2 separate regions of the Homo sapiens genome follow, and region 2 is linked to region 1. A link is a loop called in an ENCODE intact Hi-C map of the cell type or tissue named here. Cell type or tissue: IMR-90. All regions are shown on one strand. Each heading gives the region's core, and the rest is flanking DNA. Links, peaks and the distances in the headings are about the cores only. Region 1 overlaps ADTRP (androgen dependent TFPI regulating protein). Region 2 has its middle 100 kb from the start of HIVEP1.

Evidence for each region. A loop is a pair of places that touch in the nucleus more often than their neighbours do. Peaks named below come from ENCODE experiments on the same cell type or tissue, not always from the same donor. Only the 100,000 strongest peaks of a DNase experiment are listed, where the experiment ranks them.
Region 2: it touches region 1 in a loop (2.3-fold over the local background); 2 of 110 quality-filtered maps call a loop at or near these places.

What each region holds. Positions count from the first base shown.
Region 1 is chr6:11,762,525-11,777,624 of GRCh38, forward strand. It overlaps ADTRP (androgen dependent TFPI regulating protein), which reads right to left. Exons shown (of 6, transcript NM_032744.4): 2 at 5,725-5,859; 3 at 3,750-3,851. Among named protein-coding and RNA genes, the nearest start is that of ADTRP, 8.7 kb to the right of the region's middle. RefSeq lists a silencer at 792-1,034 and enhancers at 7,440-7,963, 7,964-8,485, 8,372-8,666, 8,486-9,009. In IMR-90, for the core only: no CTCF peak of the experiment used is centred there; DNase peaks (open chromatin) are centred at 8,507, 9,137 and 10,087; H3K27ac peaks cover 3,146 bases.
Region 2 is chr6:11,899,511-11,917,054 of GRCh38, forward strand. No RefSeq gene overlaps it. Among named protein-coding and RNA genes, the nearest start is that of HIVEP1, 100 kb to the right of the region's middle. RefSeq lists a silencer at 1,226-1,520. In IMR-90, for the core only: no CTCF peak of the experiment used is centred there; a DNase peak (open chromatin) is centred at 10,551.

The sequences.
Region 1 (15,100 bases), core at 4,922-12,921:
TTAAAGAGCCAGGGAAGGTCCTGTCTCTCAATAGCAGATTGTTTTGAAACCCCCCTTAACATCAATGAAACTTTTTCAGTTCTAAGACTCTGTGATCATGGATTGAGAATAAGCTAGTGGATCTTGGCTGGGAATTCTTAAGTTTTACATGAGAATACCTTACATTCATGCAGTCCTTGACAGCTGTTGAAGTTTGCACACACGTTCTCAATAATCATGTACTATTTTCAAAGATAGAAGGGGCTCTGAGGAGTTCTCTGATCTATTTCACCTCTCCTTTGGGGCGACCTGAACAATTTAGGTTGATTTCCAGAGAAATAAGTCCCCCAGCTCCCCTCGGGTTAGGATCTGATAATTTTCTCAGTTACTGAGAGTCCTCTTACTGCTATTTAAATCTGTCTGCTCTGATTCTATCTTTAGTAGGCATTTAGATAAGACCTGAGGAGTTAATGTTTTCCTGGCAAAACCTGAAGGGCTACTTTGCTGTTCTTTCCCTTGTTTTATGAAGACTGGAGAACTGCTTAGCACTAAAACAGTCAGATTGATCTACTTTAATTAAGGTGCCCTGTCCACGGTGGATGCAAATATCTCACTGATGTTTCTATTTAGTCTGAATACACAACAAAGGCAGGAAAATGTCTGTTAGAGACACAATGTGCTTAGAACAGTCCTGCTGCAATGACAAGTTTCCAATGAGCTGCAAGGGTTGAGCTGGGAGCAGTCCAAAGACTTGATTAATCATGAAGGTCCTACAACCACACTGTGTCCAAGGGGAGAGTGGTATTTCTTACTTTGACAGATACTACTCATAACAACTGGGGCAGCATCATAAATGGCAATGGGGAAAATATTCCAAAGCTAAGGCTAAAATAGCAAACACAGGGAGTGTTGAGAAATGAAAGAAGCTTTCAGGACAGCATGGCACTGGCGATGGAAGGCAATTGTTCTTCTACTGTGGAAAGGAAAAAGGAGCTGTACAGGGGACAGGGCCAGCCCCATGCAGAGGCACCTAGTACCAAATGCCCAGCCGGACTGCCCGTCATTACTCTGGCTGCCATAGTGGTGATTTCCCAGAATTGTATTCCTTCCTTTGGACTGTCATGGACAGGCACTGGCAAAATGTGGGAAATGTTAACAAACTGACACAGTAGCAGCCATTTCTACCATGAGTTCACACTAGTATTTAAGAACTTGGCAGAGAACATTCCTTGAGGCAATAGGCCAAGAACATTTAATAGTGAGGACAGAAAATGTCCAGAACAAGGAACACAGTCTAGAAGACAGAGATGAGATATACTTATTAGGACACTTAATTTGGAGCAGACACCAAAAGAAGGCAGGAAGTTTGGGAATGACTGTGTTAGGGACACCTGAGGCCAATTTTGCTGATACCAACATTTTTCCTAAGATGGATCTGTTGAGAGTTTCTTCAATCAAACTAAGAGAAACACAGAAACATCTGTATATGACCTGGGGTAGCTTCCTCCTCCTCTTCTCTCCTTGTCACCATTGTTCCACTTCCTTTGACCCTTGCTCCTTTTCTCTGAGGGATTCAGGTTACTTGAATGACCAAAGGGCAAGGGGCAAGGTCCACAGCACCCCTCAGCTTGTGAGGCACAAAAATATTTAAGCATCTCCGTTGCACAGTATCTGCCTTGCTAATTAGCTCACGGATGTGATGTATGTTATCCAGCTCTCTGCTTCCAAAATTATCACAAATCCATATGGCTGTTTATTTAGCAAGGTCACAAATATTGGACACCATCATCATAACTATTTGAAAGAAATCCAACTTTACATCAACCCTGAAGTGGGGGGGAGATGGTAGTCATTGTGAAAAAAGCTACAAGATGAGCACACAAACCTTGAGAAGATGTTTGCTAGGTGCATTTGGCACCACATAAAAGATACTTATAAGACTCTGCTTTGTTATTATTTTAGTAACAGCTAGCTCAGCCAGTAGTTTCAAATCTCTTCATTTTCTTAGAATTTTGGTTTAGTAGCATACAGATGAGGATTCTTTTTTTTTTTTTAAGTAAGAATTCACACTTTGCTGTATTGATCAAGCAAAGCGAGGTCCTTTTGATTGCCTGGTGAATTAGGAAACAAAACCAGATCGAATCACAAGTTCTGGACTTACTGCAGCAAAAGGCAACGAAGGGTGCATTAGCCTCGGATTTCCATCCTAGCTGTGCCTCCTATGAGTTCAGTGGCCTCAGGCACATCACTTATCCTCTCTGAGCTTTTATTTTATCTTATTTTTTCATTTGTAAAAATCAGGATTATAGTAGTTCTCTAAAGAAGGCTGTGTGAATTAAATGAGCCCATACCTGAAAAACATGCTTTGGACAATATAAAGTACCATTTCTTAAAAAAAAAAAAAAAAAAAAAAAGCAGGAATATTCACTACATCAGTGTCTCAGATTAACATTCATGGGAAACTGGGAAGGTGAAGAGTTTGACAAGAAAAAGTTGAGAGGAGGAGGGTTCCTGAGAGGTCAGACTTACGTAAGGTAGTTCTGGTCCTGAACTCCAAAAGAGTTCAGAGCTGTGGTCTATTAGTCAGTCAATCATCAATAACTGACTGAGCACAAAATTTAAGCTGAAATTAGTTTTTTTCTGGAGACTGGGGCTTGTGGCAGGGGCAGTGTTAGTGGACTGAGTTGCTTTTCTGAGTTGGTCATCTTGTGAGTTTTAAGACCATGGAAAGATGGGCAAGAGTGAGGGTGGAAGAAAGTCTGTGAGTGAACTTTTGAGGAGTCTTGACATGCCACTTCCTTGTGCCTTTCCCCTGGTTTGTTTTTTTTTTTTTTTTTTTTTGAGGCAGAGTTTCACTCTTGTTGCCCAGGCTGAAGTGCAATGGTGCGATCTTGGCTCACTGCAACCTCCGCCTCCCAGGTTCAAGCGATTCTCCTGCCTCAGCCTCCTGTGTAGCTGGGATTACAGGAGCGTGCCACCACACCCGGCTATCCCCTGGGTATTTAAATGTCATTACCTTCACAGAATCTGAGACCTTTTTATAATCTCCTGGTTGATGTGGAGATACATTTGTAAGTATTGAGAAGCTGAGTTAGGTATTTGAACAATTACTTTGTTCACATTGTGCCGATGATTCAGTTATCCTCCTCCAACCGAGACCTGGCAACCTCATGCCAGCCTTGCTTGTTTGGGTCCCTGTTACTGATATTCAGGTTCCAGTGACCTAAAAATCTCAGAACAGCCTCTGTTTACTATTCGGCCTCTCCAAAACACAAGCCTGAATAAAAAACCAAATGGAAATGTATTCCTAGAAATATGTAAATGTTAATCCCATTTGTGATGCAGAATCGTGACAAAGTGTGTTACTTAAGTAGCTGCTGCTCAGCTATGAGATATTCTTTGGATGTTGGGGTGGGCTTTTTTTTTAAAGCTTACTTCATTCCATCCACACATCGGAAGTTTATGACATATTTGCAGAAGTCACTTCTCTTTCAGGCCTGTCCTCTCAGAACTGTGTGTCTTTTCAAAGACTTCCTAAGCAACATGGCAGACTCTCACCTGGACATCTCCTGTGTTCTCAGTAGACTCACTGTAATTATAGCACTGGCTTGTGTTCATTTCATACCTTCAATATGCCCTTTAAATAAACAGTGATGAGGTAGATTGGATGCTGGGAATTGAGACATTTGGAAACATAGATAAGGCACTGTGGAGTTTTCAGTACAGAGGCTATTGGTGTTCTGAGTTCACTGAATTTTCCCCTCACTCACCATTGCATGATTCAGCCACACGGGGATGACAGTATCTAGGACCTTGGGGTAAATGAGATCTCGATTGTAGAGAAAGAGGATCCAGAATGCCAAAAATACAAACTGGAAAATAAAACACAAAAAATAGCATCATTAGGCTTGTTTTTAATCAGAGCTTTCTAAGATAATCAAGGAAACACAGCTAAATAAAAACAGACAACCATTTTAAAGATATCTTACATATACATTATAGGAATGTAGTACATATACATTACAGTAATTCTACAATAAGCATTCTTCCCTTTATTTCATTGCTATATCTGCTCTTTCTGGGGATTCCTCAATGTGCCAGAGAGTTAGAGATCAATTATTTGTCATCGTGGCAGGCAGAGAAGATATGAATAAACAGGATTCCCAGACCATTAGTCATTTATTTTAACCAATAACTTCTTTTTCTAAACTTTCACCAGGAATGCTGAGAGTAGGCACATGGAGTAGCTTGAGTCATACACGTTCCTTGTCCACCCTCTAAATAGGCATGGCTAGGGGAAGCAGGAAGCCTGAGAACCATAAGTGCCAATCTCCCTGGAAAATGCACAAGCTAGCTGACTGAGGGCTGGATCTCCCTGGTGCTCAGAACTTTGAATTGATCTCCTCTTGTACTCCTTGCCTCTCTTGTCAAAGCATCTATCCTCTATGCTACGAAGTCAACGCATAGATAAGGAAGTTAAAAACTATTAAACTTCTGATCTTCCTATCTTCTGACATTTCACACACTCCATTTCTAAGCCTCAAAAAATAAACAGACTTCACTGTTGATTTTAAAAACTTGGCTATAGCCAGACTTGGTGGCTCATGCCTGTAATCCTAGCACTTTGGGAGGCCAAGGCAGGCAGATCACTTGAGTTCAGGAGTTCGAGATCAGCCTGGGCGACATGGCAAAACCATGTCTCTACCAAAAATACAAAAAAGTAGCCAGGTGAGACAGGAGGATCACTTGAGCCTGGGAGGTTGAGGCTGCAGTGAATCGAGATCACACCACTGCACCCCAGTCTGGGCAACAGAGTGAGACTTTATCTCAAACCCCTCCCCTACCCCCCAAAACCAAAAAGCTTGGTCATTAGAAGATTTTACGTGGGCAGAGGTAGAGGTATCCTGCAAAGTAATAGGTATCCTTGCTTTGTTATCAGAGAACTCACTAGGGCTTGGAGAGTTGCATTTTGCATTTAAATTAAGTTCTGTACTATAGGAAGCAGGACAATGACAGGTAGAAGAAGGTAGTCATTTCTAATTATAGGCCCTGCTGGGCAGCCAGCATGCCTGATCTCTGTTTATTTCCATTCTAGCTAACGAATGGAAAACATGAACAATGTCATAGAAATGTGGATGGCATCAGCATACCAGCTTACTGTCCCTGCCATATGTCTCACTTCTTCCTGACATCCATCCACTCAGCAACATGAATGAGGCACCCACTGTGTACCCCACACCAGGCTGTCTTTCTCTCCTCGGTTGTCTTTTCCATGTGCCACCTTTGAAGGTCTCATATCTCTTTTCAAAAAAAAAATTATTTGATGGTTTTCCACTTGCAGAAGTAACATATACTTATCGTAGCAAGTGAAACAAGATGTATAAAAGGGGAAAATTCGTCATCTCCCTCCCCAGGGCTCTCCATTCCCATCACCCTGATGGAACCAAGGTTGTCTCAGTTGTATTTTGATTAAGAAAGGTCTTTCAAACTTCCCCATTAGACGGCAATAAGGACCTTGTACCAAGCCTTTGCAGAGGTACAAAAGCTAGTGATAAAGCTGATCACTAATGTGCCATATTTCCTAAAGACACTGGGCAATGTGGCGCAGTCCTCAGACAGGACATTGTTGTAAATGCAGTGGGTGTGGTTTCCAATTATGGGCTCCCAAACAGCTTGGCTGCCCAGGAGAAGCGTCTGTCCATATGCACATTTCTGTTAGATTATGTACACATCTTTGAAACTTACCGTGGATACAGGAAAAGCCAGAGTGGTGAAAAGCAGGTCTCTGAAGGCAGTTAGGAACTTAATGTCTTTTCCCCCTTTGGTTCTTTTCAGCACATCATCCAGGCAGGTGACCCCGTAGAAAATGGTCTGCAAGAGCTAAATCCATTACAACAAATGAGGGCATTTTCATTTACTTTAATTAATACCTTCTTCACTGATGGAAAACTCCATCCCTCTGAGAGTAATGTGGCTTTGAGAGGGAGAGGGCTGTTGGGTTGTTTTGGTTGAGAGCCAATTCAAGGGCTGGGCTTCCAGCTCATTGGGTCCTGACCCTGCTCGCTAAGACTGATTGAGCAAATTTGTTTAGGGGACAATAATGTGTACAGTATTTAGTGTAATGGACTTGAGCTAACATGGAAACAAAATAAAGAGTCAGCCTAAAAGGGGAATGTAAGGAGATGGATACCTTGACGGCACAGAGGTTGGAAGAACCAAATAAACAGCTCAAAGGCAAAGAGGCAGATACAGGGTGGACAGAGTCAGGAGTCTTCCTGGGAAGGAAAATTAGGAAAAATGCCTAGTGCTGAAATCTCACTAGAGAAACTGGAATCAGGTCAAGAGGACCACCACGAATCTCTGTGCTCTCCCAAGAAAGGCACACAAAAGGGTGCCTTGCTCAGCCGAAGAAGAGCCGGTGCACTTTCTTCCTTAAATAGGGCACCTGCAGGCCTCACCGAGACAATCTGGCCGTGGCAGCAATTTAAATCCAAGGGGATAGAGCAAGCCATGAGCGCTGGTGGGTTACTAAGTGCTGTGTGGCCCCCAAAGCCAGGAGAAAGAGAAGGAGGGTATTTTTCAAGAAAGTAATACGATATGGAAGGCAAGCTTTGTACATTCTTGTTGCTTTGTACAGTTCTGTGGTTTCTCATTTAAGAACTGGTAGGTCATGAAGATATGGAGTTTGGGGGGTGGGGTTAAGTTAGGCTTGCGACAGAATCCATCCAAATCCTTGAAAGCCCTGGACTGGTACAAGAGGGGTGGTCTGGACTCTGCTTTTAGGGTATAAGTCAGGAAGGTTCTAGAGCCTGGGGAGCTGGGCTGGGGATTGATCAAGGTGGCTGTTGGGGAACAATCTTTGAGCTCTGGACTCTAGGAAAGACCTAGCAAAGTCAGCCACATGCTGCTCCTGGGCTGAGGGCGTAGGCAGGAAATGATACAGAGGTGGGTCAGACCAGCTACACCCATCACCCAGGAGCTTGTTAGAAATGCAGGACCTCCATCCTATCCCAGACTACGGAATCAAAATCTCTGGAAATGGGGTCCAAGAGTTTGTTTTTTAAGAAGCTTCTCCAGAGCTTGTTAAAGATTGTTTATCTGGGTGGGATGAGGGGAGAAATTGAAAAACTACCTATTGGGTACTAAGCTGATTACCCGGGTCACAAAATAATCTATACTTATATAACAAACCTGCAAATGTACCCTTGAATGTAAAATAAAAGTTAAAAAAAAAAAAGAAATTTTTGGCCAACCTTATTAAGATACACTTTACAGAATATAAAATATAGATTTTAAATGTAGAAAAAGATTATTTAATCTTTATGTAGGCTAAAGCTAGAACCACTGAATGAGACCCAAGTTTAGCCCTCAAAAATCTTACTACTCAAAGCTATAAAGCGGACTTTTATTCATTACTTGGTATGTGCCAGGCACTGAACTGTGTTTCATTCTCATAACAACCTTACGAGCCAAGTCCTATCATTAGACTCCCCCGCCCACCACCATTTTACAAACGAGGAAACAAACCTGCCTAAAGCTTCCTGGCTGGTAGATGTCAAACCCAGCAGTCCTGTTCTTGAGCTAGACTTCGAAAAAATAAAAAAAATTATCAGGTTTCTGAGCGTAGTTCAGATAAAGCATTGTGGGAGGTCAGAAGAGAGACAATTATCTCCAGGTGGGAGAATGAACGACCACTTCACAAACCACCGCTGCCTGGTTCCCACCCCCAGAGATTCTAATGTAATCAGTCTGGGGCTAGGGCCTAGGGGTTGGGATTTTTAAAATCCTCCCAGGTGATTCTAATCACGGGCAGCTGAGGCTGAGAACCACCTGCCTGGAGGAACTTCCGTTTGGAAATTCAGACCCTGCAGTCTCAAGAGAGGCGGGGCTGGGGAGATGCAGGCTGTTGAGCCCTCCTGTGGAACAAGATTGCAGGAAAGGGAGAGAGGAGAGGGGAGAACAGAAAAGCAGGCAGCAGACAGCAGGGAAAGGTCCTTGTCTAAGGGACAGGAAGGGAAAGGGACATAAAGGTACTAAAGAACGGCCGGGGGTAGAAGAGCCAGAAGATAGGAAATCATGGGCCCTGGGGTGGAGGAGCTTTCGAACCAGAAAGGGGTGTCCCAGGGAGGGGTGGGGCAACAGCTTTAAATGGCAGGAAGGGGTTGCCACCCTAATACTTCTCATTATTGCTGGTGATTTTGACATTCACACCCTCAGGGCTGCAGAATTTGGATGTGTAGTCATTTGCACAGGGAGTTGGGAGAAGTTCCCTCCTCTCTCCCTCCCCCACCAGTAGCCTCGCCTCACCCTGGTTTCACTTCCAGCCGCTCAGGCCGCAGCAGGCCAGGCTGCTGCTGTAGTTAGGAAGAGCAGGCACAGGCTTGGGCCCAGGGGAAGAGGCCTGCGCTGTTCTATCAGCAGGGCAATTAATCCCATCCTGAGCCTGGGCCAGGCCTTCCCTCTCTGGGGAGAGGCCGCCTCCGCCCGGCGTGTGAAGTCCATGTGACCTGCTTTCCTCAGGCTGGAGCTTCCTAGAGTCATCGTGAGTCAAGCTCCTCCTGACTTTCTCCTGCCTCTCCCAGTCACAGGATGTGGAAATCGGATTGGGGGAAAGAACGCATTACTCAGATCCTCCGGGCCTTCTCCATCAATAAAAACTTGCTTTACACCTCCAACTTGTCAATCCCCTCTCCCTCTCCACCCCAGCTCACGGTTACTTCTCAGGCTTATGGCACACGGGCCTCTCTAGGTGCCCACGGTGTGTGCCAGGCAGCCCTGTCGCCATCGAGCTTACTCAACATTGAGGCGTCTTTGTCCGAATTCACCACAAGCAGGTGGAACCCCCGCGTGGGGGCTCAGGAGGGAGGCACTAGGGAGCCGCCAAGGAAAAGAAACCTGCAAGAGCTGGGGCGTGAAGGGGCTGCCAGGAGCAGCTGGGGCACACGGAGAGCGAGAGAGCCTCTCCCAGGCTCCATGGGGAGGCTTCCAGGAGGGCAGCAGGGACAGGTGTGGATCAGCCCATCCCACCCGAACGGTCTGCTTATTCTCCAAAGACGATGCAATGTTTATAAAACTCAGGATGAGCTTGACTCACGATAACAGACGGAGCGATCAGGGGAGGCAATGTTAGCTGTTATGGGCTAATTTATATCCCCCACCAACCACCACCAAATTCATATGTCGAAATCCTAACCTCCAGGACCTCAGAATATGACTGTATTAAAGTGGTGATGAAGTTAAAATGAGGTCACGATGGTGCACCCTAATTCACTATGACTGGTGTCCTTATCAGAAAGGGAGATGAGGACTACAGACACACACAGAGGGAAGACCACGTGAGGGCACAGGGAGAAGGCGGCCATCTGCAAGCCAAGGACAGAGGCCTCAGGAGAAACCGACCTTGCCCACATCTTCAACTTCCAGCCTCCAGAACTATGAGAAAATCAATTTCTGTTGTGTAAGCCCAGTCCATGGTAGTTTGTTACGGCAGCCCTAGGAAACTATACAGTAGCATTAAAATATGATCGCCACAACTGGTCTTCTTTTGAGACTCTTACAACAAAATTACTATCATTTACATTTCACAGCTATTTTGGCCGCCCAGAAAAGCCCAGACGTAACGGCATCTACTTATTCTAAGTTTATTTCAGACCTGCTGCTCCCTGATTTATCCTTTCTCCTGGTTCTTCCCTAATTCTGTTCCCACTGCGTGTTCCGTGCCTTTTCCTGAAATGCTGCTTCTGAGTTCGTTAGCTGTCTTTTGTTTCTGTTGCTAGCTGACAAACTAACACCTGCGACAAAGCTGAATTGACACTTTTAAATAACTAATGCAATTCAAAAAACTGCAGTTAAAGGATATTTAGTTTTTACATTCATGTGTTTTCACAAACCCACAAAAATCTTCAAATCGTGGAAGCTTAGCCTTTCCAAGTCATCAAGCTTATCTCTTGCCTTTAAGCCAGAGCCCTCTCTCTTTAAACTACCTTAGGAAATGAGAATTTCTTCTATTTAAAAAGTAATTCCAGGGAGGGAGATTCCACAAGTTTCCTGAGCAAGACATTACAAGTCTTATTGGATGAGTCAAGTAATCCAACACCTAACTCAGGACTGTGCCTGACTCAGCCAGGCGGGACTTTCTTATTTCTCTCCTTTGAAATGATGCAAGAATTTGCGGTGGAAGACTACACCAGAAGAAAACAGCAATTGGGGGCTGTGATGAGTCCTTTATATAACAGTGGTGGTTGTGTTTGGGGCAGGTACTTTGCCAAGTATATCTGTATTCGTATGGAATATAGGATTTCTGTCATCATTCATACACATTTAACTTAAGAAACTGAGATTAAAGGATGCAATAAAGAACACAGGAGGAGAAAGAATGTGCAGAACCACAGTTTGGAATAATGAAGAGAAAAATGAGACCAAGAGCATCAAGGGACAGGTTGGAAAGAAGTACCAGAATGCTTGGCCAATGTCGCATAGCTGAGGACAACGGGCTTCAGTACAGCAGTAGGGTGGCTGTGGGATAAAACACCTTCATGATGGGATGGCCTCATGCCTGTTAGAACCATGTTCTGGTCATTCACTCATTCAACCAACATTCACGGAATGTCAGTTAGGTACAGAAATTGTCGGTGAGGTATCAGAACATAATACAGGCCAGGGAAAGCTCTGTGTTAGTGTCTTTATCTGGAATTAGGAAAAGAAGAAGTGGAAGAAGATGATGAGGAGAAGGGGGAGGAGGAAGAGGAGGGAGAGAAACCTTTTCTGTATGTTTGGTATTTTACACGATGCAGGTCAGGTTCCGTGGGAAACAATCTGAGATTCTGAGATGTGCCTGCAGGATGTTCACTGAAGAACGCTCTCAGACATCTATGAGAGGCAAAAAGGGAGAAGGATTGAAGTGGGGGAGGCTAAGTGCTGGGCAGTTGCATGGAATCAGCTGATCCCTTGAGGAGCTCTGAGCTGAGCTGCTCGTTCAGAGCTGTCCGGGAGTGCAGCATTTGCACCCCATATTGGATGCCAGTTATGGCAGGCAGCAACGCCAGGGAGGGACCTAAACCTTGGTCGAGGCAGCTCCCTTCTGCTGAGGGCAATTCTGGGAGGGGATCTCAGCTTTGCACCATCAGCAGCCAACACTCCTGAGAGCTGGGGACTGAGTACCTCAGCGCTGGGGAGGTATGAGGATCTGGGTGCCTTATCAGAGTATCCACTGCACATGAGAAAACTGAAGCACAGAGAAGTTAGGCAAGTCACTCAAAATCACACAGCAAGTGAGCACAGCCAGTGTTCTGGTTTCAGAAGCCAGGTCTTCAATCACTCATCTCTATACTGCGTCCAAAGAACCTACCAAAATGCTGTCATAGTTACTTGCTCAATAATTTATAGCTGCTTTATTTTGGGTGCTGGTGGTGACTATCACATAGTTCTCTCAGTCCTTACCCTTTCAGCTATTGAAGTGCATCTTTGTGAGGCAGAAATAGTTAAGTGTATTTCTGACTCCACGTTGCTGAAGAGTGCCATAGGGGTTGGGTGCGGTGGCTCACGCCTGTAATCCCAGCACTTTGGGAGGCCAAGGCAGGCGGATCACAAGGTCAGGAGTTTGAGACCAACCTGGCCAACATGGTGCAACCCCATCTCTACTAAAAATACAAAAAAAATTAGCCAGGCATGGTGGTGCATGCTGTAGTCCCAGCTACTGAGGAGGCTGAGGCAGGAGAATTACCTGAACCCAGGAGGCAGAGGTTGCAGTGAGCCAAGATTGTGCCACTGCACTCCAGCCTGGGGGAACAGAGAGAGATTCCATCTCAAAAATAAATAAATAAATAAATAAATAAATAGTGCCATAGATTATTACTTAAGGTTGGTCCCCCAAGTGTTGAAGTGGGTGCCATACTATAAATTCAACCCCATCTTCTCACTGTTCACAGGCTGCCTTGAAGTTTAGACCCATAGAGGCCTCCCAGCTCCTCTGTTCCCCCAGCCCCAGGCCAGCAACCCCAAGGACTTATGTGGTATTGCCACTGTTGTCATCATGAGAAGTTGAGGGTGATGACGACGGAGCTGCCTGGGGCTTGGGCAACTTATGAAAAGGGAGGGAAAGGTCATGCTTCTGTTGTTGAAGGGGGTGTCAGGGGCGTGGGGAGGGAGGGGCCCACTCAGAATCTCCCCTGGAGATCCCAGTTATGTGGCCCCACCTCTAACAATGTTTCAGAAGGAAGCTTATCTTTAAAAAGAGGAAACCCTAATAAACTGAATGAATTCTGCGAGCCAAGCTGTGGCTGCTGAGCCTTGCCCTAAACCCCCTAGCTCATATTCTCTGGGATTAGGGACAGTCCCTGGATGGAAATGGGGTGGACAGAGAGCAAGGGACATAGCATTTGTGGAGGACTCAGGCACTGGATGATCTGAGCCAACCTAAGCTGCTTGAGGACACCCATGGCACTGCCTTGGTCTCACGCCTAGCCTCTGGGGTTCCCCATTCTGCATGGCTGTCTGCTGGAGCCTGCAGACTCTACCACCAGGACGGCCTGGTGCCTGCGGGCAGCTACAGCAGGGAGAGCAGTGGCTCGACAGTGGTCCTTCTCCAGCTGGGAAGATGGGGCATGCAGCTCGGGGAGGGAGAAATAGTAGCCATGAAGGGGAAGGGGGTGGATGACTCCTGCTGGCCTCCACCCCGCAACAACCTAGGTGCTCAGTGAGGAGACTGATGTTCTACTAAGTCACCCTCCTGCATCACCTTCTCTACCCAGAGAAGTTCACCATCACCTCCCCATCTTCTCTCCCCACTGTCCACTGCCTAACACCCTGCTGACGCCATTCTGAGCGCTTCCCACCTGTCAGATCATTTCTCCCCCATGGCTACCCTATGGTTAGGTACTATTTTTATTTCTATTTGACAGACGTGGAAATGAAAGACACAAAGAAGTGCCTAGCCCAGGGTCTCGGGGGCAGTAAGCAGTGGGACTGAGGTACCATCCCAGAGATCGCAATTGTAACCATTGTGAAATACCACCTCTCCCTCCCAGCAGGGAATCAGTGGCCCCTTCACTGAGGTCAGTTTACTCTCTTATTAGGCAGAGACTCCCATCTGTCCTCTCCTACCTTCACTCTCCTTAGTCAGAAATGGGTCACCCTGACCAATTCTCAATGGCACCTTAGCCACTACCACCAACCCCAGGGGAGTAGCTCAGTGCAACTCGTGTCTGTCTCCTGTCTCCTGTCTGTCTCCCCTTCCAGTCCCCTGGGATAGCTTCAAGGGGAACTGGGGCAATGCTCACAGTGCCAACTGGCACAAAAGGGGGCTTTGCTCTTACAAAGGGGACAAAAATGATACTCAGCCAATTAGAAATTCAAGCTGTTTACGAGGAGGGGTGTAAATTTTCTGGTAATCAGGACTGGATACTAACTTCCCCAAGGTGAGGTAAAATAAATATAAGAATGTGAGCGTAAGTTGTGAGACCTTTATGACTTAATAAACACAACCACCAATTAATTAGTCATGAATGAACACTAATTAATCATTAGGAGACACAACCATTAATCAGCCCATGAATCTCAAGAGCTAGACATTTGCAGGTCCAATATTTCACCTTAAGCAACATATTCGAAATCTACATTAAATCGATCCTCTGAAATACACTCAACCCATCTTCACCAGTTGGGAAGCATTTCATTAGGTCACACTTTCAAGATGACTCCTAATGGAGCTCAGAAAGAAAATCACCACAGGCAAGCCCCTCTCAGCTTATTTACGAGGGCCAGAAGATACCAGAAGAGAGGGACTGCTTGAGGATGCAGAAAGGCTGAGGTCACGTCAACGTACCAAGTCGCAGCTTTTTAATATCTGGGTATCCTGTGCCAGCCACTGTGCTGAATTCAAGGTAGAAATATAGACAGTTAGGGTTGGCAAGGACCTAAGATTAAAAAAAACTTCTGTTTTGGAGCCAAAGTTTGATTGGAATGTTAAGACTCACATGGCAGGGAGAGAGGGAATTAGAAAACAATACTACATATAAATCAGCAGAGACTGAGAGATGCTGTGAAAATCAGAGAAAGGAAAAGGAAATTTGGACTGGAGTTGGTCAGCAAGGATTTGGGAGGAGTATATGTGATTCCCAATGTTCTATGAAAGAAGCAATGTGGTGGAGAGAGGTAAGTAGGCCTTTCTTCTAAGGATAGAGAGAACACCGGGCAGAGAAGTGACAGCAGGAAGCCCAAGGACCAATACTAGTGAGACGCAGTCCTTACTGCAGAAGAGACCAGCCTCCCAGGGAGAGGGAACCCGAAAGGCTGGTTGGGCAGGTGAGCTCTTGAATCGGGAGTTTGACATTGGGTCCATGAGGCAGGAGGGAGCCACTGTGGTTTCCTGAGCGGCAGGCCACACTTTTAGATCCAGGTCATGGTATTAAAAAACAAACCAAAACCAGTGCTTTGAGAAGATTAATTTGGAATCTAAGTGGCTGGATTGGACCATGAATGGACAGTAAAGAGATGATATGGTCATCCAGGTAGGCTTAATATAAGCCTGGAATGAGAGAGACAGTAGTAAGGTTGAAGAAGAAAGGATGAACTTAGTAAAAGGAAAAACTAATAGGATTTGGTAGCTGATCAATCAGGGAAGCAAAATTGGGATTAACACTAGGAAATGATAGTATCATTGACAAGATAAGAGACTTTTCTCACTCTTGGAAAATAAGGGCTCTTGGAAATGTAGGTGAGCTAGAATTAAAAAGTCAGGATCAGTTGTGTGTGTGTGTGTGTGTGTATACAAAGAGGTAAGGGAGCTAGTTAATGAGTGTGGTGATAAATCTATTCTTAGCCACACATAGTGTGAGGTAGGACATTCATACTGGAATTGGATTTTATTAGAAAGTCAGTCCTAACTACAGACACACTTCCCTTTTAGTGGACTGTTTTTCATAGAAAGCCAATAGAGACACAAACCTTAGGGGTGTGTGTGTATGCGCGTGTGTGTGTGTGGTTTTTTGTTGTTGTTGTTTACTGTGGCACTGCTAGTTATACAAAAAACATTTTTTGTTTTGTTTCTGTTTGTTTTTCTCATAAAATTCCATGATTGAAACAAGTAGTCACCTTGAAGTTTTCAAAGACACTAGAGCTGTGT
Region 2 (17,544 bases), core at 6,983-14,982, 140 kb after region 1:
TTATAATGTTATTTTGTATTTTGCTTATTATAAGTTTTATATTGTTGCCTAAATAGATTTTATTTGCATAAATTTACAGGGTACATGTGCACATTTGTTACATGAATATATTGTGTAGTGGTGAAAGAAAATAGACATTTCTTGCAAAGCAGGTTTACTGACAACAAATTCCTTTAATTTTTGCTTGTCTAAGAAAGTATTCTCCTTCACTTTTGAAGGAGAATCTTACAGGGTACAAAATTCTAGGTTGGTGGGTTTTTTCCTCTAAACTCTTTGAATATTATACTCCACTCTCTTCTTGCTTGGATGGTTTCTGAGGACAAGTCAGCTGTAATTCTTATTTTCTTTTCTCTATAGGCAAGGTATTTTTTCCCCTCTGGCTTCCTTCAGGATTTTTTTCTTCATCTTTGATTTTTCTATAGTTTGAAAATGATATGCCTAAGTGTGTTTTTTTGGCATTTATCCTGCTTCTTATTCTATGCTCTTCCTGAAGCTGCGGTTTGGTGTTTGACACTAATTTGGGGAAATTCTCAGTCATTTTTGTATCCAATATTTCTTCCATTTATTTCCCTTTCTTCTCCTTCTGATATTCTCATTACATATATGTTACACCTTTTGTAGTTGTCCCACAGTCCCTGGATATTCTGTTTTTGTTTCTTGCAATCTTTGTTCTCTTTGCTTTTCACTTTTGGTGGTTTCCAGTGATATGTCCTCAAACTCAGAGATCCTCTCCTCAGCCAGTCCAGTCTACTAGTAAGCCCATCAAAGGGATTCTTCATTCCTCTTACAGTGTTTTTGATCTCTAACATTTATTTTTGGTCTTATCTTGGGATTTCCATTTCTCCGCTCACATTGTCCATCTGTTCTTGCATGTTATCTACTTTATCCATTACAGCCCTTAGTGTATCAATTACAATTGTTTGAAATGTCTGGCCTGATGATTCCAAAATCCCTTCCAGGTCTGGTTCTGAGGCTTCCTTGGTCTCTTCAAATTGTTGGGGTGGGGGGGTTCTACCTTTTAATATGCATTGTAATTTTTTCTTGATAGTCAGACATGATGTACTGGGTAAAAGGAACTGCTGTAAATAAGCTTTATTAATGTGTTGGGACAGGGAAAGTGTTCTATAGTCTTATGATTAAGTTTCAGTCTTTCACTCGACCTGTGTCTCAACTGTGAACTTCTCAAGTTTTTCTGTTTGTTTGTTTTTTTCTCTCCCCTTTTAGGTGGGAGAGAATGGATGGAGTGCACTGGAATTGGGTATTTTCCTTCTTTCACATGGAAGGTTAGAGTTGACCAGAGTTGGGTATGTCCCTTCCCCCAAGTCAGTTAGACTCTGACAATACCCCAGCAGGTGAGGCTATAGTTAACTAGTTTCTCCCGAGGGTAATCCTTGTTAAGAACAGATTGCTCTGGCGTAGTTTTAAATGGTTCCTTTTGCTCACCTCCTGCTGAAAGCATGAAGAGATTCTTCTCTGATATTTTCTGTGAGAATCTGATCAAGCTCCTAGAGGTGAAACTCACAAATATTTGGTAGTCGCTCTAGACTGGGTTGCTCCGGAGTTTTTAACTCTCAGGCTTGTTCGCCCTGATTCTCCAGCAATTTGTAAATTAGAGCTCAGGTTTTCCTGCCCCAGCACCGGTCCCCACAGTGGTTTCCACAGGTGAGTCTCTGCTCTGGAAGACGGTAACTCCCTGCACTTGCCTGTCTGTCTCTCCAATCGTGGGAATAACGTCCTTACCTCTCTTTCAGATCATAGAAGAGTTGTTAATGTTTCAGTATGCTCAGCTTTTAACATGCTGTTAGGGCAGACTGGCAACTTCCAAGCTTCTTATCTTACATGCAAAACTGAAAACCCTAACTTGCTTTTTCTGGTTTGATAGGTTTGTGATTTTAGTACTTTAAAAATGTCGGTGCACTGTATTCCGGCTTACGTGGTTTCTGATGAGAATTCAGTCGTTCTTATCTTGGTTGTTCTGTACATAATGTCTTTTTTCTCTGCCTGCTTTTATGATTTTTCTCTATCACTGTGTTTTAGTAATTGCATATCATGTTCTTAGTGTCATTATTTTTATGTTTATTCTACTTAAGGTTTTGGGGGCTTTTTTATATCTGTAGGTTTATAGTTTTCATCAAATTTGTAACATTTCTGACAATTTTTTGTTTAAATATTTTGACATCCTCCCCTCTGTGGCCCTGCTCCTCCAAGACGCCAAATATACATATGTTAGAATGCTTTATATCTTTCCAAAAGTCACTAAGTGTCTATTAATTTTCTCAAATGTTTTTTCTCTCTGTGATTGAGTTTGGATGGTTTCTCTTGCTGTGTTTTCAAGTCCACTGATTTTTATTTTTAGGAGAAGGACAAGTTTAATTAGTTCCTTCCAGTGAATGTTTTAAGATGAAGTTTTACATATATATATATGTATATGTGTGTGTGTATATATATGTATATATATATGTATACACACACATATACATATATATATACACACACACACACGTATATATATACACACACACACATATAGAAGTTCCATTTGGGCCTTTTAAAAAAGTTCTTGTCTGCTAATTCCATCAATTCTGTCATTTCTTGGTCTGATTTTATTGTGTTTATTTGTTTTGGGGCTTTTGTGTTGTTATGGGTCATACTTTCTTGGTTCATTGCATGCCTCTTAAGTTTTGGTTAGATGTTAGACATTTTAGATTTTTACATTTTTGAGTTTGGAATTTTGTTTTCTTTCTGTAAAGAGTGCTGGACTTTGCTGTGGCATGTTGTTAAAACTTTTTGCCCATCTGTTCTATATGTTTATGTTCTTTATAAGCAAATTTTGGATCAGGTATGGAGTGGCTTTTACTCTAGGGCTAATTAAGTCATTGTACTAAGACAGGACTCCTCTGAGAACGTTAACAAATAACCCTTGCCTTATGAGGTCTCTACTTTCTGGCTGGTGATAAAGCAATTTTTTCTCAATGTGAATGAACTCTGGGAAGCATTTGGCTTACTCTTTTCTAGTGGTTCTTTCCTTGGCCTCATGGAGTTTGAACACCACCCAGGTGTTGGCGGGAACTCAATGAGAGACTCTAGCAGAATGCTCTGCAGATCTCTGGAGATGCTCATGTGTGCAGTTCTTCTTCTTGATACTCGGACTCACAAATTCTAGTCACCTCAGCCTTCTGGAACACTGAGTTCTGCCTCCTCCACTCACTATAACTGGCTGGTTCTGTTGGGGTTTCCCCTCTCTGCAGTGAAGTCACATACACTTACAACAGTTAGCTTCTATCCTATTGGCCAGAATTTAATAATGTGAAAACACCTAGGTATATAAAATACTGAGAAATGTTTTTATTTTGGGTGGGCCCAGCTCAGCTAAAACTCAGGAGGTCTAATTTTGAGAAACAAGGGAAAAACAAATACTTACAGATTAACAGCAATCTTTTACATAAAAATTTTCCACCCCCAAGTGAAAATAAGTAGCAGTTTCACTTTTTCAAAGGCTTTAGACTATTTTGTTTCCTAGAAATATATTTATTTTCATTAATAGATTATTGGGTCTGACCTCCAACTCAGATAAAACCATTGGATTCCATTTTTTATTATCCCTATGAGTTCTATCCTAAGAATATGAAATAATTCAAGATTCCATTAAGTCAGGCACAAATTACCCTTTAATTATATTAGTAGTCTATCATCAAAAGTCTTTAGAGTGGGCCGGGCGCGGTGGCTCACGCCTGTAATCCCAGCACTTTGGGAGGCCGAGGCGGGCAGATCACGAGGTCAGGAGATCGAGACCATCCCGGCTAAAACGGTGAAACCCCGTCTCTACTAAAAATACAAAAAATTAGCCGGGCGTAGTGGCGGGCGCCTGTAGTCCCAGCTACTTGGGAGGCTGAGGCAGGAGAATGGCGTGAACCCGGGAGGCGGAGCTTGCAGTGAGCCGAGATCCCACCACTGCACTCCAGCCTGGGCGACAGAGCGAGACTCCGTCTCAAAAAAAAAAAAAAAAAAAGTCTTTAGAGTGAAAAGGAAAATACATGAATGTATAATAAAAGCCAAGAAAATGTAAAACTATTCATTCTGGGTAGGAGTTGCAGGCTTCTCTGAGTTCAGAGATATTTATGTAAGATGTGCTTAGAAGAACAATGTCTTTTTAAGCTTTGCATCCCATGACATATTAACAGTAAAATTTAAAAGGGACTCAGTAATCAGCAAAATGACTTATATGAGAATGTTCACAACTTGTTTCATACTAACCGAAACCTGGAAATGGTCCAGGATGGATCCATAGGTGAATGGATTAGTTGTAATATATGCATACAAGGGTATATGCATACTCATCAATAAAAAGAAACAAACTATTGATACATGCAACAACATGGATATGTCTCAAAAGCATTATGCTGGATGAAACATGTTTTATACAAAACAGTACATGCTGGCTTTACTAATATCAGTGGCTGATTCCACTAATATCAAGCTCTGGAAATAGCAAAATTAATCTATGGTGGAAAAAAGGTAAAACAGTCTCTGCGGGTGGGGGAAGGAATTGACTTGGAAGAGACATGAGGAAACTCTAAGGGGAGATGGTAATGTTTTATATCTTAATCATAGTTTTGGTTATACAGGTGTGACCATTGGTCAGAACTCAGTGACTGTACGTTTCAAACTTATGCATTTGATTATTTTATATCAAAAGAAGAAAATGTATATTGATATTGAACTCTAGTTAATATTATGTCTGCTGAAATACTTAGAAGGAAGTACATTTATGTCTACAATTTCCTTTAAAATGCATGAAAATAATGAGTTGATTGGAGGACAGAGGGATGGATGGATGCCTGCATAGTAAAATGTTAATAGTAGAGTCTTGGTGGTGTGTATATGAGTGTTCACTGTACAAGTCTTTTAATATTGCAGTTAAAAATTTTTTAAATAAATATTGAGAGGAAAAAGCGAGTGTGAGGGTAGCTTTGAGGCAAATGTCTGGATAGAATTTTTAGCCAGAATAACTTCAGTAAACTAGGATGGTATTCGTCTTCTTTAAAGTGTATGACTCTCTTAGCCTGGAGGGAAAAAAGGTATAGAAAGGTTTACACAGTCAAAACCACAGTTTAATATTTACAGATTGAGAAGGATTCTGTGTATATTTAGTATTTCATATTGATGTAATGTTTAAGAGAATGTGACCTAATAGAATGACAATCTCATAACTCCAATTTGAAACATGTAAATAAGTAACTGAGATAGACTTCTGTTTTTTTTTAACTTCTATTTTAGGTTCAGGGGTACATGTGAAGGTTTGTTACATAGGTAAATTCATGTCACGGGGGTTTGTTGTACAGATTATTTCATCACCATACTGGGCTTAGGTATTAAGCCCAGTTCCTAATAGTTATCTTTTATGCTCCTCCCGCTCCTCCCACCCTCCACCCTCAAGTAGATCCCAGTGTCTGTTGTTACCTTCTTTGTGTCCATGAGTTCTCATCATTTAGTTCCCACTTACAAGTCAGAACGTGCAGTATTTGGTTTTTTGCGCCTGCATTAGTTTGCTAAGGATAATGGCCTCCAGCTCCATCCATGTTCCTGCAAAAGACATGATCTCATTTTTTTTATGGCTGCATCGTATTCCATGGTATGTATGTACCACATTTTCTTTATCCAATCTGTCATTGATGGGCATTTAGGTTGACTCCATGACTTTGCTATTGTGAACATTGCTGAAATGAATGTTCATGTGCAAGTGTCTTTATAGTAGAATAATTCATATTCCTTGGGGTATATAGCCAGTTATGAGATTGCTGGTTCAAATGGTAATTCTGCTTTTAGCTCTTTGAGGAATCGGCATACTGCTTTCCACAATGGTTGAAGTAATTCACACTCCCAATAACAGTGCATTAGTGTTCCTTTTCTCCACAACCTCGCTAGCATCAGTTATTTTTTGGCTTTTTAGTAATAGCCATTCTGACTGGTGTGAGATGGTATCTCATTATGATTTTGATTTGCATTTCTCTAATGATGAGTGATATTGAGCTTTTTTCATACGCTTGTTGCCTGCATGTATGTCTTCTATTGAAAAGTGTCTTTTCATGTCCTTTGCCCACTTTTTAATGGGGTTCTTTGTTTTTTTCTCATACATTTGTATAAGTTTCTTATAGATGTTGGGTATTAGACCTTTGTCAGATGTATAGCTTGCAAATATTTTATCCCATTCTAGTTCTTTGAAGAAAGTTATTGGTAGTTTGATAGCAATAGCACTGAATCTGTACATTGCTTTGAGCAGTATGGACATTTTAATGATATTGATTCTTCCTATCTATGAGCATCGGATGCTTTTCCATTTGTGTCTTCTCTGATTTCTTTGAGCAGTGTTTTGTAACTCTCATTGTAGACTTCTGATTTTAAACTAAAATCTTACTAAGTTTAGTTTAGTATTGGAAATTTTACAATATATAAGACTTAAATGCTCAGAAAGATTTTGTTGTTGTTGAGAAAATTGAAATACATGTCCTATAAAACTAAATTAAACGTGTCAAATTTATAAACAAAATTTTAAACGTTTGAAGGTTTAAACATTTTAGCAAAATCTGTAAATATGACCAAACTGAATTTAAAAACCCCTTAAAAATAACTGATAAAATTTACTAGACTTAAAAATAGAGTAAGATTTGTAAGCTAAATTGAAAGCCTATGAATTGCATTTTTTTAAAACTGCCTTCAAGTTTTTCAAAAAGCTCATATCAATAGAAAGAAGCTTCACTACCAAAATATTTTTCAGGGAATATTTTGGATCACAGAGGTAGGCTGAAATAGCGAGCTTTCCAACAGATTTTTTAACGTTCATAGAAAATATCAACCCAATCATCAGCTAGGCTATTTTCTAAAGTATATAGAACTACATGTAATAAGCAAAATATTCCAGGACTCTTTTGAGGAGTTTAACAATATAGCTAACTTCAAAATCACTGCTACTCAATGTTAGCAAAAGTTCAGGGAGAGAAGCACTATTTACCAAATGTTGCCTAAAGTATATGCAATTCATCCATTTCTCCAAGTAACCTAAACCTTCTACAGAATTAAGCCAGACCATCAGAAAGCTGGTCTCCATTCTCCTTGTCCTTCCCATTTAACACCACAGAACTTCTTTTTTTTGGCGGGGGGGGGGTGGGAATAGCCTTGTTTATTCTTTTTTTTTTATTATACTTTAAGTTCTAGGGTACATGTGCACAACGTGCAGGTTTGTTACATATGTATACATGTGCCATGTTGGTGTGCTGCACCCATTAACTCATCATTTACATTAGGTATATCTCCTAATGCTATCCCTCTCCCTTCCCCCAACCCCACGACAGGCCCCGGTGTGTGATGTTCCCCTTCCTGTGTCCAAGTGTTCTCATTGTTCAGTTCCCACCTATGAGTGAGAACATGTGGTGTTTGGTTTTTTGTCCTTGTGATAGTTTGCTGAGAATGATGGTTTCCAGCTTCATCCATGTCCCTACAAAGGACATGAACTCATCCTTTTTTAGGCTGCATAGTATTCCATGGAGTATATGTGCCACGTTTTCTTAATCCAGTCTATCATTGATGGACATTTGGGTTGGTTCCAAGTCTTTGCTATTGTGAATACTGCAGCAATAAACCTATGTGTGCATGTGTCTTTATAGCAGCATGATTTAAATCCTTTGGGTATACACCCAGTAATGGGATGGCTGGGTCAAATGGTATTTCTACTTCTAGATCCTTGAGGAATCGCCACACTGTCTTCCACAATGGTTGAACGAGTTTACCATCCCACCAACAGTGTAAAAGTGTTCCTATTTGTCCACATCCTCTCCAGCACCTGTTGTTTCCTGACTTTTTAATTATCTCCATTCTAACTGAACACCATAGAACTTCTTTGAATAGACTTTTTTTTCAAGACTGTGGCATCAACCTGCATGCATTGCGTTGTGGGAAACAAATCTATGAAATTTGATGTTGGACACACTCTTGATTAACTGAGGACTCCATTCACTGCATCACACAGGGTCTTCTTGCCAGAGACCCACAGGAGGAAATTTGCTGGGGACATAGTACCAGGGAAAGTTGTGTCTTGACCTTAATTATTTTATGAATCAGATAAATAATCATTACATCATCTTTCTCTGTATTGGCTGCTAGAAACCTCAGAGACACATCCATGGACTTCTACAAACTATGGTGATTCTCATGGCCCACATATTATAGATTGAGCTCTCCTTTGACTTGGCTTGACTTGACTTTTTCAACTTATTTTTATTTCACTAAATCATGTTTACTTATTTTTATCTTGTGTTATTTTGTATTAATAGGTATACATAAGTATATATGCTGTAAGTCTGTAAATCACTCTTAGAATGATTAATGGAACACAGTAACTCCTAACTGTATTGTTCATCAGCAAAAGCGAAATTTCAAAACCAAAGGGAAGCAATGCAGACAGAGATGAGACAGAGGACCCTACATGACAGCTGAAAGTAGGTTAAAAAAAAACCTATAAAAAAGATACACTGTTTTTAATTGTCTTCTGAAAAAAGTTTGGAAGGTGGGAGGTTGAGGGAGCAGGGAATATGTGAAAATTCGATAAACTCCTTTCACACAATAACAACTTATTATTTTGTGCACGTTTCATGTTTCAAAATATCTACAGAAATGCCAATTTATATTTTCTGGAGTTTGAGGTACAGACAACCTTTAGTTATTATAAATCCTATCTCTTGCTAAATTTAAATTAATTCCACATTTGCTCAGGGAGGTCAAGACCAAGTCACAGTGCTGAGTCCTCAGTATATAATCCTTGGTTTCAGTCCTCACCTCTTTTGTGCAGGAAAAATCTGTGGTAGTTCTTGCTCTTTCAGTGTTCAGAAGTGTTTCAATATGTTCTAAAGCACACTCATTGCTATGAGAAAAAAATTTCATCATACATTATTTCTAGTGGACAGTCAAGGCTTTGTGTCCTCAGTAGACCACATATGTTGCACGCTGTTTGCTAAACAGACTTTCCTCTGGAAAATCACAGCCATCCCCATCAGTCCATATGCTTCCAGATGGAGATGAGTCCTCTCCCAGCCCCAGTGATGGGATATCCCTGGCCTTTAAGCCAATTAGCAAACCTGATACCCCTAGCCATAGTGATTGGTTCATATTACACAGCCAGTAATACATATTGGCAAGTCTGCTGGGAAAGATAGAAAGCAAGTATTCTCTCTCTTCAGCTAGATTTAATGATGTGAGAATTTAACATTTGTAGCTGCTTTAACCATCTGGAGAAAGCCTGGATCTACTGGGAGCACCACATATAGCCTGGCTTACAGCTAACCCAAAAGAGAAAGAGGGCCTTGGGAGAGAACAAAGTGACATACTTAAACCCTGAAGCAGATCGTGCCTGAGGCTACCTTTGCCCATAAACAATTCCAGGTAATTGAGTCAATACATTTATTTTTGCTTAAACCAATTTTGAATGGGTATTTCTGCCAATAGTGTACCACCTAAAGATATCCAGAGTTAAATTTAATTTTGCCTTCTTGCCTACCATTGGCAAATAGAAAAAAAAGTTTATTTTCTTTTTCTCTGTATCTCTTCTATCAATGTACATATACCATACTTGTGTGCATTACTTCCTTCATTCTTATATCTCCTACCCTTTCAAAACGGTGAGCTGGAAGTATGCAATTTTTTTTCTCTCAAGTAATTCTTTCTTGACAGTGAGATTCAGGCAGTTATTTGAAGGCTGCTAAGAACAGGTGAGGACTTATGCATAAGCCTGCTGGCTGAAAATAAAATAAAGCATGCTGAAGTCCTTCTCACATTTCTTTCTTTCTTTCTTTTTTTTTTTTTTGAGACAGAGTCTCACTACATCACCCAGGCTGGAGTGCAGTGGCATGATCATGGCTCACTGTGGCCTCAACCTTCCCGGCTCAAACGATCTCACATTTCTTAAATTGCTCTTACCAAGGCTTTAAAAGTCCACCATATGGGAGACCATGATCCATTCTGCAGCAAGTCTAGACCCCTACAGTTCAGAGTTAGCAAAGTGTGGTCCAAGGTTCCTTGGCATCAGCATCGCCTGGGGTGCCTGGGACAAAGCAGTTCACTGGCTTTCTCCCGGCCTAGAAACCCTAATCTGTAGGAGCCTGGCCTGCTAATCTCAGTTCTAATAAATTCCCCAAGTGATTCACATGCACGGTAATGTTAGAGAATTCTAACATTACCTTGCAGCGATGCTTGCAGTATTGCTGCAGTAGCTTCATCCTGTCAACAGCGGCGACATGAAAATTACTTCCGTAATAGTTTTCTATCACTGTGAAAAATCCATCCCCCTCATTTATGGGTAATGTAGCTGCTTTTAAATGTAAAATTACAGTAATGGGAGAATTTTAACTGGTTGGAATTGAATGAAATGCAAGGAACACTGAAGGAATTTCAAAAACACTTTGCACTGAATCATTTATTTTGAATGTCTTTCTTTATCTAAATCAATTGTTCTTAACCTCGGCTTTATGTCAGCTTCTTCGAATACTGCTGTCTAGGCCACATGCCAGAATGATGAATTCAGAATCTCTAAAGATGAGAGTTAGTCATTAGTGTTGGAACTATGGCTAGTCAAAGCCCATAGAGAAGACTATTTTCATGATTCTAGAGGCGAAATTCATTATTATGAAGACACCAGACCTGAGAATAACCCCAAAGAATATAAAACTCCATTGAATGGGAGATCCTGGTCTATCTCCACTACTGTAATTCCTACTATCGTCTCCAGAATATCTCTTCACTTCTGTATACCTTTTCAAATCCAATTTTTCTGAGATTATTATGGCAGATTTCAGAGCTAATTAAGATATCAATTTCCCAAGACCATAATCACATCAGAAACAGGTTTACATTTTTAAAGATTTACCATGCCCTCATCCGGTTACATTCATATCACAGAAATATACAGTTGACCCTTGGGACTAGGATTGGGAGCACCCATCTCCCACTAAGTCAAAAATTCACATGTATCTTTTGACTCCCCCAAAACTTAACTACTAATAGCCTACTGTTGAATGGAAGCCTTACCAATAGCACAGTCAATTAACACATATTTCGTATGTTATATATATTTTATACTATATTCTTAAAGTAAATTAGAGAAAAGAAAATGTTATTAAGAAAACATATTTACTATTCAGGGGTAAGGTGTGGTGGCTCATGCCTGTAATCTCAACTTTGGGAGGCCAAAGCAGGTGGATCACTTGAGGTCAGGAGTTCAAGACCACTCTGCACAACATGATGACACCGCCTCTCTACTAAAAAAATTAGCTGGGCATGGTGGTGGACACCTGTAATCCCGGCTACTCAAGAGGCTGAGGCAGGAAAATCACTTGAACCTGGGAAGTGGAGGTTGCAGTGAGCTGAGATTGAGCTGCTGCACTCCAGCCTGGGTGACAGAGAGAGATTCTCTCTCTCTCTCTCTCTCTATCTATCTATAACCCATTCATTAAGTGGAAGTGGATCATCACAGGTTTTCACCCTTATTATCTTCACATTGAGTAGGCTGAGGAGGAGGAGGGAGAGGAAGAGTTGATCTTGCTCTCTCAGAGATGGCAGAAGTGGAAGAAAATCTACGTATAACTGGACCCACACAATTCAACTCGTTTTGTTCAAGGTCATCTGTACGTACAGGCAGTCCCTGACTTAGATGGTTTGATATACAATTCTCCAACTTTACAGTGGTACGAAAGCAACACACATTAAGTAGCAACCTTACTTCAAGTACCCACACAACCATTCTTTTTTTCACTTTCAGTACAGTATTCAATAAATTACATTATGTATTCAATATTTTATTATAAGAGGCTTTTTGTTAAATTATTTTGCCCAACTGTACATTAATATAAGTGTTCTGAGCACATTTAACATAGGCTAGGCTAAGCTATAATGTTCAGTAAGTTAGGTGTATTAAATCCATTCCTGGCATGATATTTTCATCTTATGGTGGGTTTATTGGGATGTAATCCCATTGTAAGTCAACAGCATTTATATTTTTTAATTCACTATACCCACTTTAGCAAACAAAAACCAGAGGAAATGAGCCAGTTTTTCACATAGCCATTTCAAGAGGCTGAGGATGTTAGATGGATAAGATCTCTGTCAAAGACCTAATGGCTTTAATGAGCTCAGCAATGTAAAAGTATGTGGGCAAAAATTGCTCAGAATGCACTAGTTCCTTTTTCCTGATGTCAGAATACCACAGCCTTATAGCAGAGCTGTGGCTTGATTAATCGATTCAGAATGATTCCTGTTGAGCAACTGTCTTTTTGAAGGGAATGCCAGTGCAATCTGCTAACAACTGTCACTTTATATTAAGTATGAATTATGCTGTATAATGGGTTCAGGTGCTCATATAAATTGACTGTCATAAAATCCTTATGTGTGATGTTTCAGTAAAATTATCCATTCAGATGATGAAAACAAAGGAGTGGAATAGGACAAGACTATAAAGGTGTTATCCTTCCCACTGTTCATGAGAAAAACACGGTCCAAAATTACTACTGCTTTATTGTTCACCCAGCTCGGTAATTAGCAGCCCCCTCCCCCTAAAATTTTTGGGCACAGAGATGATGTTATGAGAAAAGACAAGATAGAAAACTCTCACACACTGTTGGTGTGGATTGATTACAACCAATCATTGTGTATCAAAATATGTATTAAGGTGTAGTACTGCATAGCCTTTGACCCAGTAATTTTCACTTCCAGGTATTTAGCCCTAGGAGATAATACCACAAGTTCAAAAAAGTTTATGCATAAGAGCCTTTATTATAGCATTGTTTAGATCAGTAAAAATTGAGAAACAACAAATGTTTATAGCAAAGTGTTGTGTATAGCAGGGGTCCCCAACCCTGGGGGCCACAGACCAATACCAGTTAGGAATGGGCTCACACAGCAGGAGGTGGGTGGCAAGCGAGCATTATGGCCTGAGCTCCGCTTCCTGTCAGATCAGTGGTGGCATTAGATTCTCATAAGAGTGACAACCCTATTGTGAACTATGCATGCGAGGAATCTAGGTTGCACGCTCCTTATGAGAATCTAATGCCTGATGATCTGAAGTGGAACAGTCTCATCCCAAAACCATCCTCTGCCCCCTTCTGGTCTGTGGAAAAATTGTCTTCCATGAAACCTGTCCCTGGTGCCAAAAAGGTTGGGGACGGTGGTAGAACATGTATGTGATGGTATTATGAAAACACTAAAAATGATTAATAACTATGGTAAATGTATTCACACGGAAAGATGCTCAATACATTTAATTGACTACAAATAAAGTTTATAGAACAGTATATATGGTAATGCTCATTTGTGTAAAATTTTATACATGTATCTACATGTGAATATAAAATAATATCCAAAAGAATGGCCGTTAAAATTTTAATGGTAGAATCTAGAGTGATTTCTACTTTTTTCATTACTTTTCTCTGTTGCTTGAATTTCTATAATGAACACTCAGCAATTCTGCAAAAACAATAAAGCTATTTAAAAAGAAATGAATATGATAAGAAACTTTATATGATTACAAATGAGGCGGAGGAATTTGAAAAGGTTCTAACGATTACACCTCCATTCAGAGATGATGATAATGACAATGATGGATGAATTGTATAATAATCTTATATGATAGCAAAAACATTAATTTACAATTATTAGGAGTAGCATTAGGCACTTAGCACTGTAGTAACAATAGTAATAAATGGACTTGGAACTGAAATTAAATAAACAAGCATGAAAGCATTTGCAAGCATATCGCATGGGGAGATTGAGGCCATTCTGTTGGGGAAATACGACATGACATCTGAGAATTGCAATGTCAGAGTAACAAGCAGGGTTTAACACAATTCAGGAGAGTTTGTCTTGGCGTAGGAAGAGCTTTTGAGAGGAAATGAATGTGAGAGGTGAATTTAGAAGTGTGAGGTAGACAGCTTGTTGGAGAGGAAGTCAAATAGAATATTTCATAGAGCCCAAAGTAAGGAAGATGAACATTTTTGCCTCGGGATTTCCAAAGAATAAATGTGAAATGTGTCTCCATTCTGTGGTCATGGCCAAAGTCTGCAGCCTAGCTCTGTCAGCCAGTCATACTTTCCTTCAAACGCTTTGGCAGGTACATTGTATAGAAACTACTGGAGAGAGATCCCTCATCACCAGAAATACCACGTAAGTGAAACCTTCGGGAAGCCTCTGCTATCTCTTTCAGACCACAAAGCTATTACTGAAGGCACAGCTAAAGCACTTAAAGGAATGTTTTGTTATTACCATATAACAGTCTTACAAGTAGGCCGAATCTCTTTCTGTTTAAATGTTATTTTGAAGGCATCAACCATTTCATTCCTTCCCCAGCAGTCCTTTGCTAGAGCCTGAAATCCCTTTAAATATCCGTTTTTGGGGGGTATGATATTATTGCATCTCTAAACGAGGGTCAACAAAACAGCTCTTTATCAGCCAGTAATGACTCAGCATGGTTTCTTTGATTAGAGAATCAGAATAACTCCCTTATCCATAGTTTTGCCTTCTGCAGTTTCAGTTACCCATGGGCATCTGCAGTCAGAAAATATTAAATGGAAAATTCCAGAAATAAACAATTCATAAGTTTTAAATTGCTTGCTGTTCTGAGTAGCATGATGAGATCTCACTCTGGACCACTGGGACGTGAATCCCCCCTTGGTCTAGTGGGTCCACCCTGTATACGCTACCCACCCACAAGTCATTTAGTAGCCATCTAGGTCAGTGGTTCCCAACCTTTTTAGCACCATGGTCCGATTTCGTGGAAGACAATTTTTCCACACAATAGGCTTCAAGCTCCTAGGAGAATCTAATGCCGCCACTGATCTGACAGGAGGTGGAGCTCAGGCAGTAATGCTCACTTGCCCGCCACTCACCTCCTGCTGTGCAGCCTGGTTCCTAACAGACCAGACTGGTACCGGTCTGTGACCCAGGGGGTTGGGGGCCCCGGTCTAGGTGATCTGATCTAAAAGATAGTGTATATAGGGTTCGATACTATCTGCGGTTTTCGGCATCTCCTGGAGATCTTGGAACATATTTCCGTGGATAATGGAGTCTGCTAAACCAAGGAAATGGGATACAATTAAGATATTTTGGTGGAGCTGGAGGCCAGTCCTGTACGGGGAACTAGAGTGGGAGGCAAGTACAGCCAAGAGTATTTTTTATGAAATACAATCTTTTAATATATAAAATCTATTTTAATTTAATATGTATATAATCTTGTTCAAATGTCAAAAATAGACAAATGAGTTTAGCAACTCAGACCTAAGCACAACACTCATCACAGGGTGTTGCTGTTTATTTCTTATATTATTATAGTTGTGATTATTTATTCTCTGCCTTCCCCTCCAATGAATAAGCTCCACGCAGGTTGGATTCCATTCATCGTGCTCACCTCTGCACCTGCTGCAGAGTGCACCTGCCACAAAGTAGGTGCTCAGTGGAATTCAATGAGTGACAGTAGAATGAATGGCAGCCTGGGCAAAAAAGAGAGCAAATATTCAAGAAGTGGGAGGAGTTGGGAGAAAGAAGTTGGTGGAAAGAGGGGCCCCAAGGTAGAATAACCTACTTTTGGGTTTCACCTACCTGGTATAAACATATGTATATATTATCCTGATTTTGTAAAGAAACAGTTTCTTTCTTTCCTCTATTTTTCCTACCATTCAACTTTTATAAGACAATTGAATTTTCTCTACAAAAAGCAAATAAATTACATTTACAGAGTAGAATTCAAAAGGTAAAGGTCAAAGAAAATATGAGGCTATTTAATAATGGTGGTTCTTAGCTTTTCTTTTAGATGTGTATCAGCATATATAAGTTTTTAAAATATTCCTCTTCTTTTCTTATTTTTTTACCTCAAAATTTTGTTATAGTAAGTATTTTAACAGTTTATTTCCTATGTGTCAATATTATAGGTATCAGTTTTTGGGGATTTTTTGTTTGTTTGTTTTGAGATGGAGTCTCTCTCTGTCACCCAGGCTGGCGTGCAATGGCAGAATCTTGGCTCACTGCAGCTTCTGCCTCCTGGATTCAAGTGATTCTCCTGCCTCAGCCTCCTGAGTAGGCAGGATTACAGGCGCCCACCACCACACCCGGCTAATTTTTGTATTTTTAGTAGAGACAGCGTTTCACCACATTGGTCAGGCTGGTCTCAAACTCCTGACCTCGTGATCCGCCTGCCTTGGCCTCCCAAAGTGCTGGGATTACAGGCATGAGCCACCACACCTGGCCTCTATCAGTTTTTTCTATACTTCAAATACTGTTTTTCTATAGCACATCTTTATTCCCTGCTATAATACCTGTCAAATGACTTGTGGGGAGGGGGGAGGTATGAGAAGGAAGCGACAACAGTTATCCCTGTCATTAATCACCCCTTCCCAAAATACAGACATTCATTTAATTAACAAATACTTATTAAATGCCTACTACTATATGCTCTGGCACCTGGGGACACAGCTGGGGACAAACAAAGTCCCTGAGAGCTAACATCCCAATCCACTTGCAGCTAGTTTTCTCAGGATTGAGATTTATTTCTTATATAAAAGCTTGCTGAAATATTGACAATTATTTACGGATAGTACAATTGGGTTTTATTTACATTTCACATTGCAGAGATTAAAACAATAAAACAAAACCCTGTCATCAGCATCACAGGCAGCAGTTGTTAGTCATCATGCACTGGATGGGAGATACTTTTTTTTCTTTTTTTTTTTTTTTTTTGAGACAGGGTCTCACTCTGTCACCCAGGCTGGAGTACAGTGGCATGATCACAGCTCACTGCAATCTCGGCCTCCTGGGCTCAAGTGATCTCCCCTCCTCAGCCTCCTAAGTAGCTGGGACACAGGTTGTGCCACCACACCCAGCTAATTTTTTTTCTTTTTCTTTCTTTGTAGAGATGGGGGGTCTCACTATGTTGCTGCAGCTGGTCTCAAACTCCTGGCTTCAAGTGAACCTCACACTTCAGCCTCCCAAAGTCCTGGGATTACAGGTGTGAGCCACCTCACCCGGCCAAGATATGCTTTCTAACCTAAAGATGAGTAAGAGCAGAGTTTGTAGTGAATCTCCAGAGCCTCGTGGTAGAGTGACTTGCAGTGCTGTTTCCAAGATGGGGGTGTTAAAGAGGACGCACCCCATGTACCAGTTCCCAGGATGCCATTCAGGGGAGAGAAGGAGATGTGGATGCCATTCCTTCTTTTACGTGCCTCACCCCTAGCCACAGAGTTTATCCTGAGGGCCGTAAGATCAGGGAAAAGAACTAGGTGTTCTGATTCCCTCATCTTCCCCCATTCCCACTCACAGCTTTCAACTGACTGGAAATATGAGATCTTCACATTTGTGCCTTAAATATTCCTGATCCCTCATGCCTAGGTTTGTGTTCCCCCAGAAGCAGACCCTGAGGAAAGGCTTTGAGTTCAAGAGGTTTATTTGGGAGTGATCTCAAGAAGCATGGCTGAGGGAGGGAAGAAATCAGGCAGGAAAGGCAGGGCAGCGAGTTCCCAC